2 separate regions of the Homo sapiens genome follow, and region 1 is linked to region 2. A link is a contact called in ENCODE POLR2A ChIA-PET data. All regions are on one chromosome and are shown on one strand. The core of a region is the stretch at or near the end of the contact, and the rest is flanking DNA. Distances in the headings are between cores, read along the strand shown.

Region 1 (4,204 bases), core at 909-3,408, 580 kb after region 2:
GGAGCCAGGCAGCCAGAGGTCTGGTTTTTCACAGTCGGAGGATCACTGTTTTAAAGAAGTGTTATATTTAGCACATCTGGTATAGTGGCAGTAAACAAACATTATAGTCTTTGTAACACTTTTGTGCAGGTGCCTTCTCCCGATTTTATTAGGTCTATGCCTTCCAAGCCTCTGCCTTCATTACACCTGAAATGACCCATCTCGACTATGGAGGGGTCCCTAGACAGAAGTTATGAATTAATGATTTTAAAAAATAAACTCTGAGGCCACTATAGGAGAAAATTACTATTTGCAAAATATTCTGATTCCAAGGCTTAAATTACATTCTCTTGAGCAAGGACAATCTCTTGTATTACTTTTTATTTCCTGGAGGTTTTCCCTGGAGGCTCCCCACCCAGAAAGGGTTGCCAATTCAAGTTGCAGCAGGACCAAGGTTGCTTTTTTTTTTTTTTTTAATACGTACGCAGCTCAGGAGGGAAACGGGCGGGGGCGGGCGGCGAGGGAGAATAACTGTTTGGTCCTGCAAAGACATCTGTTTCTCATCTCCGTTTGCTGTGGCAAAGGAGAAGAAAGTCTTTTGCAAAGGGTGGGAAAGGCACAGATTTTTTTTTTAATCACACGCACACACAACAACAACAAAACTAAACCAAATTTAAAAAGACAAGATATCTCGGAAGGTTCCAGAGTGAATACATTATTCGGCTGGAGCCAAGCCCCCAGGGCTAGGGCGGGAGCCCGAGAGCGCGTGGGGTCTGGGCTGCGGGCTGGAGCTGGGCCCGCGTGTCCCCGGGCACCGGGAGGGGAGGGGAGGAAAAGGAGGAGGGAGGGCGGGAAGCAGGGAAGGAGGCAGGGGGCGGGCTGGGGTGGGGGTGCGGGAAAGGCGCCCCGTGTGCAGCCTGAGGAGCGGCGGCGGCGGCCTGAGCAGAGGGAGGGAGGGAGAGCGGGCGCGCTTGTCATGTTCCCTCTCTCACCCTGGGGGCATCCTGCAGAACCTCTCCTCGGAAATCCACGGGGAAATGGCAAACAGGATTGACGGGTTTCACACGCTCCTCGCTAGACAGAGCCGCTCATTACCATAACCGTCTGCAGCGACGGCGGCGCAGCGCCCCAGTCGCGGCGGCGGGACCTGCCGGGACCCTTGCCCGCCGCGCACCCGCAGTCACCGCCGAGCGGGCGGCCGGGCCGGGACCCGCGAGTGTGCACCGGCGGCCGGGCTGGCGCCGAGCCCAGAGCGGACCAGCAGCAGCTCAAGCGCTGCGGCCGCCGCCTCCCCGCTGACCCCGCGGTAAGAGCCGGGCTGGGCGCGGGCCGCGGGGGCGGGAGGGCCGGGCAGGGTGGAGGGCGAGGGCCCCCCGGGGCTCCTGCCCTCGCAGACGGGCACCCACGCGGCCTCCCGCGCGCCCTCTTGGCACCAGGGCTGTGCCGAGGTCACCGAGTGGACTCGCAGCGGCCGGAGCGGAGTCGGGGCGGCGTGGGGGCCAAGGCACAGCTGGGCGCGGAGGCGGCGCGGGCTTTTCCCTGGGCTAGCGTGCGCCGCGGCGCCTTCACCAGGGCGGGAACCGCCGCCTCCTCTAGGGCTGCTCGGGCTGCCACCCGCGCGCACCGAGACAACTCCAGGGGCGGGTGGGGTCAGAAGCTCTGGTGAGACCTCATGGTCCTCCGTGGCCGCTTAGTCCCTCATCGTAGGGGAAGGGGTTAAGTAGGAGGGGTGCCCCCAGGTCCGGATGCCGCGGCGCTTGGCAGGTGGGGAGAGAGGGATTGTGGATGTCAGGAGCGCGCGTTTGCAAGAAAAAGGAATTGATGCAGTAGCTGACACCTTCTGTCCCCCGCCACCTCCGCCCCCGCACCCTCCTCCCAGGCAGCAGAGCTGCGCTGCGGGCGGCGGCGGCTCCTCTGTCCTCAGCTCACCTCCTCGGCGGGCTGAGGCTGCTGCCCGCCTGGTCCACGCCTCCGCCTCTCGCTTCCCTTCCTCCCCTCCCGCCTCTTCGGCCCTAGCAACTTTCCGAGTGCCCAGCTGTGGTCGCAGAAGCAGGGAATAGGCGTCCTCGCCGCCAGGTCCCACGGGCGCAGGGCGCTCCCGCAACCGCGGGCTTCCAGCGGGTTTGGCCGGCAAGGGAGGGAGGGAAGGCCGGGCCGACATCTGCTGCGGGCTGGAGCGCGGGGGCCCGGGCCAGCCCCGCCAGAGCCCTGCCAGCCGCTGTGAGTCATTTCCTTGGAATCCTACCTTTGGTGTTTATTTCCCTTAGAAGGAAACTTGGTTTTTTTTTTAAAAAAAAAAAAGGATAAGACATAAAGAATAATAATAGCTCTTATTCTTCAGAAGAGGCACACGGCTGCGGCACCGTAGAAAGACAACTTGCCTTTGTTCCCGGACACTTGGGGTGTTGTTTACTTTCTCCTGCGGCCAGCGGCCGACCGGGCGCTGCTGGCTACCCGGGGAGGGGCTGAGGGCTGCGGCACCGACACCCCGGGGGTGTGTCTGTGCGGGAGCCAGGATGTGGTTGGTGGCTGCCGCCCGCCTTCAAGAGGTCGGCCCTCCAAACCTCGGACCCCACCCCCGCAACCGCCACACACACACACACCTTGGGCACCAGGGCTCGGGCATCGGAGCACCCCTTCGTGCTCTTTAGGCCCAGCACCTGCAGCCCCAACCACAGGACCCAGCTTCAAGCTCTTGGCCTCGCGGGGCTGCAGCTGAGAAATGTACTTCCCAGGGCAGACAGGTGTACTGCAGGAACGGCAGAAAAGCGACATCTGTTTGTTTAGAAGGGTTGAAGAATTTTGTTCCGCCCATCCAGTCCCTTCCACTACCACCACCAGGAGCCGGACAAGCTATTGAGATCATTTTGGGACAATGTGGAGGTCAGGGGCTTGATGCCATTTAAAACTGGCAGCATCGATCGGGGGTGGAAATAGCCCTTTACTTCCCTGCTTTCCAGTGCTGGAATCAGACTGCTAACTGCTATAATGATCTTAATCAAATGCTCTCCAATTTTCAATGACAGATGGAAGAAGAAGTGAGCAAAGAATGACCTGGAGCCCCTTGTTAGATTCAAGGTGCCGCTGAATTCATAGCTACCCTGTTTTGTGTGCCAGCCACTCCTATTAGCATCATAATTGCTTCTAGGAAAGAACAAGCCCAACTCATCTGGAAAAAAACAAATTGTATAGAAATGCCTGGTAACTTTACTACGAACATTTGCTGGAAAAGCTTGGCATTCTAGCCCTCAGTCTTCTGGGGATGCTGGAAGTGTCATTCCACTACATCCACCTGGGTGTCAAAACAGACATTCAGGAGCCTGAGGATGAAGGGTTAGGGCTTTTTTTTTTCTTATCTTTTAAACCCATGCATAGACAAAACACACTCTAACACCCTCCTGTTGAATCCATCACCTCTGATCTTAGAAAATAAATTTTGCCATAATGTATATCCTTTTCTTTATTTAATATTAATAGAACACGAATTTGTGGACTTGAATTGCTGACGTCAGTAGCAGAATTATAAATCTTATCAGACAGAGAATTATGACAGTTTAGATCTCTACATATAATACGAAGAAAGATTCACGTTAAGCATTTGTGCTTAACGCTGCCCTGTCCAATTTTTCGTGAACATTCAACTTGCCTTCTTAATTTGTTAACATCCAGTGTAAGTTTTAAATAGACTAGGAAGACTCAATTGCAAAATCTCCTCCCCGCTCCCAAATAATCCCAACTCATTCATGTTTTATTCAGATTTACATAAATCACTTGCAGAACTCAGCCTCTCTAGTTTAGGGTTTTGTGTGTAACAGTTCTCAATTTAAAAAAGAAAAACTTAGTAAAATTAGATATTGTGAACAAAATAATAGCCAAGATAAATACTGTTATGCCATGTTTCAAGTTCACGTGCATAATAGGATATGCTGGAAATAATGCTAACAAATAGAAACGCTGAAATTCCTCACAACCAAAAAAGGTACTACCAAAAAGTTATTAAAATATAAACAAACTCTGACAAACATAAAACAGCACAGGGCCCATATAATGTCCTGTTAAACAAAAGTAATTGCTGCCAGGAGCCTGCAAATGTTTTTCTTTCTTAAGGGGCATGAGTTTGACAACCTGCTTTTGTTTACATGAAATAAAAGTCTGCATAGGCAAAAGGCTTGCATCTTATTCCCATGATCTAACACAAAAGTGAGTGTAAACTTCAAACTAGAAA
Region 2 (4,110 bases), core at 1-2,500:
ATGTGACTCACAGGGTGCCCTGGGAAAATCCCATCCCTTCCCAGACTCCAGCTTCCTCCTCTAAAATGGATGGGAAGGAGTGTGGACCCTGCCCTACCCCACACAGCCGTAAGGACAACGTGGGGAGCAGGAAAAGGCTGGACCCTTTGCAGGAGAAAAGCTGTAGAAAGGGCCAAGACCTAGTTCCAGCCCCAAGAGAGAGGGCTGGCTTTTCTCAGGGCCTAGACCAGCAGCCTCAACCCAGCCCCGCCCAAAGTGAATGAGTCAGAGTGGCTGACGGCCTGGAGGCAAACCTTCTCCTGTCACGGGCATGGCCTCCAATACCATTCAGGGCCACTTTGAGTTTGAGGCTCTGTGCCCACAATTCTGGGATGCAACAGGGAGAGATGTATGGCTGTCTTTAACAAGTGAGTGAGGGTTTCTTCTGAAAGGGAAGCAACCCAAAATGTCTTCAATGATGGGCTGGGGCTCGACAAGAGGGGTGGGGCTGGGAGGCCACAAAGCAGGGATTCTGAAGGAGGCTGGGGAAGGATGCTCGAAAGCCACCGTGGGGTCCCAGAGGCAGGCCTGCCTTGTGGAAACATGCCCCACCCTTGCTCATGCAGTGACCCTTCTGCCTTGAATTGGATGTTCACTCTGTTCCAATGACAGCCACAAACTCTTTTGGCTGGGGTGGAGGGCTGGGGGCTTGGCAAGGCAGGGGCGGGGGGGGAAATTGAGGACATTTCTGGCATCTTTAAATTATAGATCCTAATGCTTCAAAATCATTCCTTCCAATCCCTCTCCTAAAAGAGTCATGGGCCCAGGGAGGGAACATGTGGCCTGGGGTCCCACAGCTAACGATGGCCTAAGAGAGACCCATCTTCTGACTTTCATCCAGTGCTTTCTCAGCTTTCCCACCCCTGACTGAAAATCCCCCTGCAAGTAGGCATTCTGAGCCAGGCCAGCCCACCCTTCTCACTTCTCTTTTGTGCTCAACCCCGGATCTGAACCTGCTTTCTTCTAAGCCACTGAGGTGCTTATCAAATGTGAAAAAGAAATCAAAACTGTAGCAGACATTTTAACCTAGCTCACCTGAGTGAGCTCCCAGGAAGAGGAATAAATCAGGCCCTGAAACCAGGCCCCAGGCATCCAGAGATACAGTCCTCCTCCCGCATCCGGCCCGCACCAGGCAGGTAAAGACAGGTAACATACCTTGCTGTGTGTTCTGCCGTTCTTTCTCCAGATCGCCTGAAAGCTCCTCTTGAATGTGGGGGTCTCCCCTCCCGGCTCCAGGTTTTTAAACAACAGCCTCACCTCTGGAGACTCCCTGGCTGGGTGTAGCCCCACCGCAGGGCGGGTCTCAGGAATCTGGCAGCCGTCACACCCATCTGTCGTCACTGCACCCCCACCTCCCAGGACGGGACTGGGCAAGTGGGTTGGTCGGTCCGTCCCAGAGTTCTTGTAGTGAGCTCCACAATGCCCACCTGCCTGTGGGGGCTGCAAGGGGCCCCTCAAACAGAAAGCACAAGGCACATGTAAGTGATCATCAGAGACCAGAATTCACAGGGTGGGGAAGGGCCCTTGCATTTGTGCCAGGCAATGAACTCAGCATTTTCCCAAAGCCAGCAGGGGTCAGCTTCTTCTTGTGACCTGGACCACCCCAGACAGAAGATCAGGCAGAGAACACAAAGATTAGGGCTTATATAGAGAGTTAAAGCTCCAGACATATCACCGGGCTGGAAGGTGAGAAGACTCAAACATCCAGGACCCTGGAAAGCACCATTCCCCTCCCCAGTGAAAAAAAAAATGAAAAATCCCAGCTTCTTGGGGCATTTGGAGGATCCTTAAAAGGCAAGGTTCATCAGGAAGGATTCAAAGCTCAACTCATCCAAGGAAAGCTTAAGAGAAATGAGCAGAGTAACTAAATGGCTCGCCTCCAGCTCCCTCCACAGGGTTGGCAGGGAGCCCTGGGACAGGTAGCTGCCTGTGAGTCACTCCTCCCACCTGTGGGGAGGGTTAGTCTCCTAGCCCCTCCCTCCCTAGGCAGGAATGCCCGCCTGGAGGGCCAGAAAACAGACCTGACCACAAGTGGTGGAAGGAAAGGCTGAAGCATAGCTTGACTGACAAAGTCAAAACAGACTTTCCCTGGCCTCCTGCCAGGCCTGAGAACACAGCTTCTTTTGTGGGCTCCTTGCTCAGGGATCCTGGGCTTCCAGCCACTGTAAATGGAAGTGGCAGGTCCAAATTGAGAGGCTGGTCTCACAGGACACTCTTTCCCCCAGGTTAGGGTCAGAGAGCTTTTAGGGAAACCTGGAGGGTCAGCCAGTCCATATCTTGGCCCTGGAGAGCCTGCACTGGCACCGTTTTGGAATGCTAGGACCTCAAAGCTACTATTTAAAGGAGCTTCTTAACTACGATTCCACTTTGTTAGTGTCTCCTAAACAGAAAGTTCTCCACCATTGGAGGGTTATGTCCAAGAAATTGGCTTGAAGACCCTTAAGGGGGAAATGTAGAATTTTGTGGATTAAATTGGGCATTTCTAACCCTCAGATTCGAATTAAGCATAAGTTCAGGTAGGCAGAAGAAATAGTGTAATTAGCAAGTGGGCAGTGAGTTGTTGATGTAAGTTGATGCATAATTGATAGTCCAATAAATGTTAGAGTCTTGCCCCCTGTAAGCATTCCAGTGAAATCTAGCTCAACTCAGCAAGTAAGGTCAGTAGAAGCAGTGTCCCTTCAACACAGAGAGACCTCCCTCAAGTCCCCCACCGAGAAAGGTCAGCTCTGACTCTGACACACCTGTGTTTTCAGTTCTCCCACCTGGTGGTCTCTTTCTCTCCACTTCCCCAACTCCCTGAACTCAGAGCGCTCATGAAACTTTCGCCCTCTGCCCATCACCAGAGGATGTGACAAAGAACTCATTAATAATTAACTCAGCAGAAGAGAGCAGGTGTTGCAATCCCAGATCCTCAGAGGAGAAAAGGCAGGGCAGGTGTGCGGTGGGCCTCACCATGAGTAGCTGGGGCCCCTTAAATCCTCCTCCTCCTCCCTTTATCTGAGGCCATGAGCCCAGGTAAATACACATTCGGTGTCTCAGACTTCACAGGCTTGGGCAGGTCCTGGAGTGGTTTGGCTTCGCAGGAGGGACATGCCAATTGCTGTGCTTGGCTCTCCCCTACACTCCCGGCAAAGTCCAGGAAGCTGTTTATGCAGACCCCCAAGAGCAGCCCAGCCAGCCTCACTCCTGAGGGACACTGATCATTTCCAAGTGGGGATCCAGTCCCCCAAGAACTCCAGGGCTCCAGGCACAAGCTCTGGAGCTTCAGAACCCAATTTGTTCAGTCAAGTAGCCTAAAATAGAGCCTGAGGCCAGATCAGGGTCCAGCTAAGATTAAAGGGGTGTGGTACTGTGGCTGGAGCCCCTCAGCCTCCCCTGTGTGCACACCTTTCCTCTCTCCCTGCGCCCATCCTCCTACAACAGAGCACTTATCTGCCCTAGAGCCTTGACTTATTAGAATGTGTGCTCAGGAAAGTGGCTAGTGAAGTCATCCCAGACTTCAGTATCTTTCAAACCTCATCACTCCATCAGCAAATTCGGTCAGCTCTGCCTTCCAATAATAATCAGAATCTACTTCTTCCCTCCTGGCCTGAGCCTCTTTTCCTGGGACGTCTGCAACAGCCTCCTCACTGATATACAGTCAAGTCCCAACACAGCAGGTTATGCACCCCGAGCTCAGAATCTTCACATGCCCCTATCCCACTCAGGGCCAAGGCCAGAGCTTTTTCAGAGTCTAGGGGACCCTACACCACCTTCCTCCCATTACTCTTCACCTCTACTACAATGGCCTCTATCCCTGTCTTAGCTCAGGCTTAGGGCTTTGGCTCCAGCTGCTTCTGCTGCCTGGAACGGTCTTGCCCCTGGATATCTACAAAGCTAACTCTCTGACCTCTTTCAAAGTCTTTGTTCAGATCCTAACTTCTCAATGAGGCCTATCCTAAACACACTATTAAAATTACAGCCAACTTCCCTGCCCCATCCCTGTCCCCCATCCTAACACTCCTAACCCCACCTACCCTATATTTTGGTGAGTTATTTATTTACTTATTTGGTAGGGGGGCATCATGTACC

Evidence for each region. ChIA-PET counts read pairs that join two places held with the same protein, here RNA polymerase II (POLR2A).
Region 1: POLR2A ChIA-PET joins it to region 2 with 10 read pairs in RWPE1. The contact joins the promoter of SERTAD4-AS1 here to the promoter of LAMB3 in region 2. POLR2A ChIA-PET finds 5 or more read pairs at or near these places in 2 of 52 experiments (PC-3 and RWPE1).

What each region holds. Positions count from the first base shown.
Region 1 is chr1:210,231,727-210,235,930 of GRCh38, forward strand. It overlaps SERTAD4-AS1 (SERTAD4 antisense RNA 1), which reads right to left and starts at 2,159. Exons shown (of 2, transcript NR_024337.2): 1 at 1,909-2,159; 2 at 1-45. It overlaps SERTAD4 (SERTA domain containing 4), which reads left to right and starts at 1,070. Exons shown (of 4, transcript NM_019605.5): 1 at 1,070-1,285. RefSeq lists an enhancer at 948-1,481.
Region 2 is chr1:209,651,175-209,655,284 of GRCh38, forward strand. LAMB3 (laminin subunit beta 3) reads right to left here and starts at 1,251. Exons shown (of 23, transcript NM_000228.3): 1 at 1,195-1,251. RefSeq lists an enhancer at 753-1,952.